2 separate regions of the Homo sapiens genome follow, and region 2 is linked to region 1. A link is an interaction called in ENCODE POLR2A ChIA-PET data of the cell type or tissue named here. Cell type or tissue: GM12878. All regions are shown on one strand.

Region 1 (4,000 bases):
ACCACCAGTTAGTGACGTCAGGATTTATAACTGTATTAAATGGTCTGACAGGCAGCCTTGATATATCAGTTCCCCCTTCTTCCCAAATCACAGACAATAAAAGCTTTGGCAGTGAAAGTCATTCATCATCATAAAGACCTGAGACATCCCAGTCATCAATTTCACTCACATCCTTAATACACTGGAGAGAGTGCAGGAGTTGAGCACCTCAAAAAGGGAGGAGGAAGAAAACACGAAGGAAGATTGAACAGGAATAATTACAAAGGTCAAAGAAGGGATTCATCCGGGAGGGTGCCGTGGGCAGAGCCTGTCCCTGCTGGAAGTGTGCTCAGGCCACAGAGAAACTAGGCCACTGATGGGCCCAGCCCTTAGAGAGGCCCTGAAGCCCAGGTGGAGAGGGGCCAAAATAGGCTGCAGGATCCGAGTGGGGAGTGTTGGGGGCATGGGAAGCCACACCCTGGCTCCATGGCCTTAGGCTGGGTTTCACCAGGGCCTTTTATTCCATCAGCCTCATTAGCACAAGACGGATTTTAAAATAATGAAGCCACAGGTATCTGTTTGAAATCTACCCCCACCCACACTGGCACAGACGGCTATTTGTGCCAACCATGGTTTTCTTTTGGGCAACACCTTTTGAGCAACTATAACATTCGGGGCTGATATTAGTGGTTGTGAAAGACCCCATAAGGCTGCCAATCCAGCTAGAAAAGAGTAGCTGCCCAGAGCCCTAAGTGCAGCCTCTGGCTTCACCCCTCCCCTTCCCCCAAATCCAGTCACCTGGATCACACCTGCTGGCCTGCCCCGGGACCTGGGCCGAGGTTCCCCACCCCTCACCACCAGCACTTGGCATCCTTCCTCCTCTCAGGCAGGCCGGGCAATGGAGGATAAGAAAGCAGGAACTCCATGGGGTGCAGGTGTGAAGAACTGGGGACTTCACGACTTGTTCCTGAAGAGAACCAGACCTAAGTGGCATGATCCTTACCCTGGCACTTGGCCTTCTCTCTCCCAGACCAAGGAAGGAGGAAGAAAGTCTGTTTAAGAAAAGCAGTTGGCTGGGAAGGGTGGCTCACATATGTGGTCCCGGCTACTCAGGAGGCTGAGGTGGGAGCATCACTTGAGCCCAGGAATTTGAGACCAACCTGGGCAACAGAGTGAGACCCCATCTCTAAAATATTTGTTTTTAAGTAATGACAATTATCTTTCTTATGCTTTTATTTTTTGCTTGAAAGCAAAAGAACAGAAGAAAGCTTTGGTCTAGGTGGGGAGTTTCTTGAAGCACAGGGCTCCCCACAATGGACAACACACAGCCTGAGGGCTGGGAGGCTGCACAGCAGGGGCTGAGAGCCCTGAGGCTGCTGGGGCATGTCCAGGTGGCCTGGCCCAGGCAGGAACATGAAAGAATACACAGCATGTTTCCCAAGAAAGAAGGAGCAATCATACCTGCTGTGTCTGCCCATCCACTCACCAAACCTTCACCCAGGACCTGCTAAGGCCTGGTCAGGCTGCATGAGGTCTGTCTGAGCAGGAGGCTGACCTAAGGGGATGCCAGCTTTTCAGGGGTGAGTCAACCCACTACCCTTCAATCAGATATCACCCAAGAAGCCCCATCAGTCCCGGCCCCTACACGTGGCCTGAAATCCACCTATCAGCTCTGTTCTTCAGATAGGGGTCTGTCCAACTCAGACTTCCTCTGGCACACTTCCAGGCTGCCATGACTCACCAGGCTTTATGAGAATAGTGTGGCTTAGAGGTCAAGTGTGTGGTCTGTGGAGTCTGACTGCCGGCATTTAAAACCTGGCTACACCACTTACAAGCTGTGTGACCTTGAGCAAGTTTCTATGCTTCTCTGTGCCTCAGTTACTGCACCAGTGAAATGAGGATGAGAAGAGTGACTCCCACAAAGGGTTGTTATGCAGATTAGACAAGCTATTAATAAGTCAAGGGCTTAGAACAATGCATGGTGCAGAGGGAGTGGATGGGAGCATCAGCTATCACTCCTGCTGGTGACTCTTGGCTCATGGGACCCTAGCTTGGGCCTGCCTCTCTAGCTGTTCAGGATTGAAACCAACTCTGGGGGAAGAGCTCCCTAGTCCCCTATCCTACACACCAGCCCCCTAAATAGGCTGCTGGGCCACACTATCCTTAACATGGGCATGTGACCCCATCTTGAACCTGGGTTCACAGAGGCATACGAAAGGAACTAATGGGTCTGAAAAGGCAAACACTTCTCTGGATGGGTTCATCCAGACAGGCAGCAGGTGCCCCTAAGCATTCATGCCAGAAACAACCTTACTAAACATTTATAGATGATCTCAGGGTGGGAGTAGAAGTTCTATGGCCTCACAGATAATGAAAATAAAAGCTAATAGAGATAAATTAGAGAGAGATTTTTTTCCTGAGCTGTGAACTTGGCCAAGAAAAAAAAAAGGCAGCAGACTAGTAGAAGCTAATGCATTTGGGAAGAAATAATAATTATGATAATATCTTGAATTCAAATGTGACTTTATGCTAATCAAAGATATGTATGTGAGTGTGTGAATCATGTCAATAACCTTGACAATGACCTAGAAGGGTGGAGTGCTGCGTGATTAGTAACGACCAATCATAGCAGACAGCTCGTTGGTTTATTAATTCATCCATTCATTCATTCAATAAACACTTCCTGAGTACATACTATATTCCAAGTCCCATACTAGGCTGTGCTGGAGAAGGCAGAGACAATTCAGAATCTTGTAGACTAAGAAGAAAGTTAGGCTGGACACAAAGAATTATAAATCAAGGCACAATGGGCTAACAGGCATAATGGTGGGCTGATCAAGGGCAATATGACTTCTGACTGTAGGGTAATTGAGGAGGGCTTCCTAGAGGAGGCAGCACTTGGGGAGTGCTCCAAGGAGACATGCACTGAAGGCACATGGGCAGGGACTGTCAGGCCTGCTGGTTCTTAAATCCCTCAGCAGTGTTGTGAGATCCTTTCACAGGCAAAGTCCTGGACCAGCTCATCTTCACTTTCCTGCCGGGGAGGCCGGACCCCTGGCACAGTCAAGGTGGCCGGCTCTCCATGAGCTCACAAGAAAGGGCCCAGCCCCTTACAGCTTCTGGGCCATTGTCACACACTTTCTTTCATGTGCACTTCACCATAGTCCCGTAAGGGAAGAATGAGCCAGGATTTATAATTCCCACTGGGCAGACGGCAAAACTGAGGTTCAGAGAGGGGAAGGGAATTCTCAAAGTTACCAGGAGTTATGGCAGAGCTGGGATGAAGACCTGTGAGCCTGACTCCAAATCAGGCCCCTCTCTCCCTTTCACAGCAGACTGCCGCCACCTCTGGGCAAATGACAGAAGCACCCGAAGTACAGGAACCAGCAAGACCAAAGGCTTGGAGTCAGGGACTCCGCATGGCTGAGTTGAAAGATGGCAAAAAGACGGGCCTGGATAAAGGTTCCACTGGGCAGCTTCATAGATAGGCAGATAGAGGGCAGTGGATCAACCAGGCTGAGAAAGGAGGATAGGAGAGGGAAAAAAAAGACCCACTCTGCAAGGACAAAGGCTGAGTTCCACATGGAGGAAAGAGCACTAGAATAGGAGTCAAGGGATATGGGCTCCAGAGGTGTCTGACTTTGGGAGAACTTGAGTTCTCAGTCTCAGCCTCCCCATCTGTTCAATGATGGAATTGCACCTGGTGATCCCTAGGGTTTATCCAGCACCTATATTCCAAAGTCTCTTGACTCTAGGGAGGGCACAAATTATCTCAACACTGGGGCAGATGGAGGAGACAGAGTGAGAACCAGCCAGTGCTCACAGAGAGAGTGGAGAAAGAACAGGCAGAAACGGAGCAAAAGAGGTGCCCAGTGCCCTCACAGATGATGGGTCATCCAGGGGAACTACAGGACACACGGTGCTCAAGGAGGCTTTTATATTTGGCCCTGGAGATGTGGTAGACAGAAGAATAATCCACCCCCCACCCCAGGATGTCTACATCCTAATTCCCAGAACCTGT
Region 2 (4,000 bases), 130 kb after region 1:
CCCAGGACAGAATAAGCCATTCCTTCTGTCCACGTTGCCAGGACTTCTCCAGCTCAACACACCTTGGTTTGTTTAATGTTACACGAGGGAGAAGATTTAGAGGCAGAGACACATGCTGGCTCAATCGGCGAGGAAATACGAGCAGAGTCTAAACAGAAAGAAATATGGAACGGGGGGAGACTAGACTGTGGGGAAGGCAAATTGGAGGCCCAGAAAAGGGGCTGGTGCGGAAGCTCCTCCAGGCCCCTGGGCGCTCTGGCATTCTGTGAGAAGGAGAAAGCAGAAGCCGAGAACAGAGAGTGACAGGAAAAGAAAAGAGACGCAGAAGGGGTTGGCCTAGGCACGCTGCGAGCTGCCCTCCAGCTAAGACGCTGCGGGCAAGGGAGGGGGAGGCCGACATCGCCAGGCGAGGGGCCAAGGTCGGGCTCTTTAACTCAGCCAGGAAACATCGTTGGGGGCTCCAGGGCTCGTGGAGCCCGAACTGGGGCTCATTTCCGGCCCGATGCCCCTCTTCCCCAGACCCCTAGCCCGGAATCCAGCAAAGGCTGGGCCATCGCCGTCCGCCACTGGGCCTCCCTCTGTGCGAGCCCTGGGAGAAGCCTCAGGGAACGACTCTGGCACTGGGGCTCGGCCCCGGAGCTAGCGCAGAGCGTGGGTGGGAGTCGACATCCAGGCAGGAGGCAAAGAAGAGGCCCCGCCCTAAAGCCGAGGGCCCAGTTCTTCGAAAGCCTGTGGCCGGAGCTGGACTCACAGGATTCGGGGTCCGTACAGCGCGCACGTGGTACCGCATCTTCGGCAGGCGGCGCCCCTAATGCCCAGCCCCGCCCTGCTTCGTTTGCCGGGCCTGAACTGTGTCAGCATTGAGGGTGGACGCCGAGTCGCGGCGAGTTGGTCCCTTGCGGTATAAACTTGGGGCTTCCCTAGGGGCGGTGCCGGGATGGATGGGGGCGCCTCTCCACCTGCAACTCCCCCAGCGCAGAGCGCAAAAAGTGCACATCGCGGGCCAGCCGTCGCCTCGGGGTTTCAGGCGGCGCCCGGGGCAAAAAGGAGCTGAGGATTGGTTTGGGTCAAAACACCCATTTCAGTTGGCAGTGGGGTCCTCTGCGCCTACAGGGCTTCGAGCTCCGGGTGCGGGCTCACTGGGGCACCATGTGCCAGCGACTCGCCACCCGGAAATACTTGGGTTGCGCTAGAATACGCAATGGGTCTGTGTTCGGGTAACCTGGTGCTCATGGTGGGTTATTACTATTGTTGTTTTACTTTACTGCTTTTCTTGCTTTCATTAGAAATGTTACTGAGAGAAGCCTCAAAGAGCGCAGACCTGGGGTCGTTTGGATGGGTTCATTTCAACTCAAATCCACTAATTCAATTCAGTTCCACGACTAGTTTCCAGCGCACAGGTACACATGGTAGACGTCAAGTGTATGCCGTATGCATATGCACAGAGACGCTATTTGAAGGCAACTCTTGGAGAATTTTGAGATAAAATTCACTCTCCTGGAGTTACATTCGCAATATATGAATATGGAAAACAGGCAATCAGTTGTATTTAAAATTTGCCAACACGTCCCAGCAATCCACTCTCACCTAAGAATCCAAAATGGGGCATTGAAAAGATTTACTGGCATTCTGGTTGTTTAATATTGAAAACAAGCGTAAATCAGTTCATTTCTCTTTATATTTCTTTTCAAATTTAACAATACCATAATAAGTGTAAGTAATAAAACCATATTTTGCTAAAGAAAGTTTGCACATAGGATGCTTTATTTCTATCAGTATTTATACGATGTTCTGTTGGCTCTCCTCACCCCCTTTTCTTCTAGTTCACCGTGTAATGTGAGCTTTAAATATTCATGCGTCGGCCCAGACTTACATTTATTTAATGTGTTTTAAACTAATAACATTTTAATGTGATATAATTTGATTCCATGAAGTACTGGAACATAAAAAAGCCTACTGCACAAGCGATTTTGAGTGAGGGTGAGTGCACAAGCTAAACGATTCTTTTAGTTTTGGACGCAGATCAGAGTGTTAAACGGAAGTGAAGCGCGCCTTTAAGTAAGCCCTTTAATATTCTCGTTTCTTCATTCTCCATTTTTCTGTAATAACTTCAGAGCCGTGGCAGAGGATCACCCCAGGATTGGGGTGCTTTCCCTGGAGCCTGCCTTGTGAACCTGCAAATCGCCAAGTGAATACCTCAGCCTCAGGGCAGGTTGTGGGCTGATTTTTATTTTTTCTTTTGGGAGGGAAGTCTTTTGGGAAGGTCAGGGGGCTACAGGATATGAAGTCTGGATTTGAGAACGTGCCGGAAATAAAACTGTGCTCTAAAAATCTTTCAGGTTTGCTGCTGATTAACTATCTTTAGCAACCCAGCCCAGAGTAAGATGGAAAAGATGAGCTACACTTGGGCCAAAGTGCCTTTGAGATGAGCCCTGAAGCCAGTCTCAGTGTTTAGCCATCACCAGAGACACTTCCCAAAGCCTTAACTTTTCCTTCACTTTGTACTGGAGGTGGGGGCCTTCTGGCACTGAATGCAAATCTACCAAAAAAAAAAAAATCCTCTACACAAAGAAAAATTAAAGATATCCCCTAATTTATTTTCGGTCAGATGAAAACCATCTGAAATATCTAATATGAGGAGCTTATGGACATAGAATCAGAAAGTCATTATCCCCCTAAATCATGAAAATATTTCTAATGGAAAATCATGACATTGTATCCTCGTTATAAACACATAGTGTGGACCTATCACATAAGGAAACTCCGTCAATCTACTATTACCTAAGAATCCAAAATGATACATTGGAAAGATTTGCAGTCTGAGGACAAAATATTCATACGAAATACGTACCAAAATAATCATGCTAAATTGTTCATACTGAAATGCTGCTATCCTTTCAACTAAAACAATCTTTAGAACAAGTATTGGCAATTTTCTGGACAGATCTTTATAAATCTTCCCAGCAAAACAATTAAGAAATATGTACTCAGATTTTATTTTTACAGGATATATGTGTGTATATGTATATATATTTTATGTATGTATATATTTACATATACATGCGCGTGTGTGTGTAAAGTTCTCTACCATAGGCAGGCTGAGAGTTCAAAGATGGGCTTTTCCTTGTTAGGTACAAATTCTTATAAACAAAGTATGAGATGGAAACAGTTTAGTGAATTTTTTCCTAATTTGGTACAGCAGTTGGTGTCTCATTTCTCATGCAATTTGCACGTAGACTCATGTACCCCATGAAGTGACAAAAGAGAATCAGGGATGAAAACCTGCCAGTGTCTGCAGGCGGTGCCTCAAAGCGCTCTTTTGGACACACGTTCTTGGTGGTGGGGAGTTTGCTGCCTCTAAACCAGGCCTGACCTTTTGTCTTTTGACCTCTGATGCATGAAATTAGGTAGCAAAAGAAAATGAAGAAAAGGATACAAAAACATGGAAAAACAGCCCTCCTTGACAATAGTCATTGTATCAGATCATAGCAGAGCTGCCCTACATAGCCCAAAGTGCTTGTTTATAAGGCTGCGGGTCTTCCTGGCCACTGGGTTCCTGTTCTTCTTTGTGGGCAATCTGCATTTGTTGGGGGAGGGACTACGCACTCTTTTTAATTAAGCTCAGAGCTGGGTTTTGTCTTGGCTCCTTTCACCAAAGCCCGTTTAGCGAGCGTTTGGCCCCTCCATTTCCTCTGAGGTCTTCTGTGTAGGCTGGGTGCCTGGGGGTACCACCTGGGGCAGCTTCCAAGACCCAAAGGAAAACTCTGCCCCTTCTGGCCACCCAGGCTGAAGCTGAATCCCAGCTGGCGTGGAGGGGAGAGGGTGGCAAGGGGTGGGGTCATGCTCCTTGGTCCTGAAGGAACACACACCCCAAGTGAATAGACTTCCACTCTTTCTCCAAACCCCGTCAGAAAGCCTGAGTCACTGGTGTTCCCTGCCCCCTCGGCCTAAGGAGTCAGCTCAGTACCCTCCCCTGTCATGAGAGCCAGGGAGGAGGGCA

What was found. Peaks named below come from ENCODE experiments on the same cell type or tissue, not always from the same donor. Only the 100,000 strongest peaks of a DNase experiment are listed, where the experiment ranks them.
Region 2: POLR2A ChIA-PET joins it to region 1 with 5 read pairs; 2 of 35 experiments call an interaction of 5 or more read pairs at or near these places.

The regions. Positions count from the first base shown.
Region 1 is chr9:36,902,198-36,906,197 of GRCh38, forward strand. All of the region lies in intron 7 of PAX5 (paired box 5), which reads right to left. Among named protein-coding and RNA genes, the nearest start is that of MIR4476, 11 kb to the left of the region's middle. In GM12878, no CTCF peak of the experiment used is centred here; a DNase peak (open chromatin) is centred at 1,754.
Region 2 is chr9:37,037,129-37,041,128 of GRCh38, forward strand. No RefSeq gene overlaps it. Among named protein-coding and RNA genes, the nearest start is that of PAX5, 4.9 kb to the left of the region's middle. RefSeq lists enhancers at 296-375, 874-1,451. In GM12878, no CTCF peak of the experiment used is centred here; no DNase peak of the experiment used is centred here; H3K4me3 peaks cover 1,522 bases; H3K27ac peaks cover 781 bases.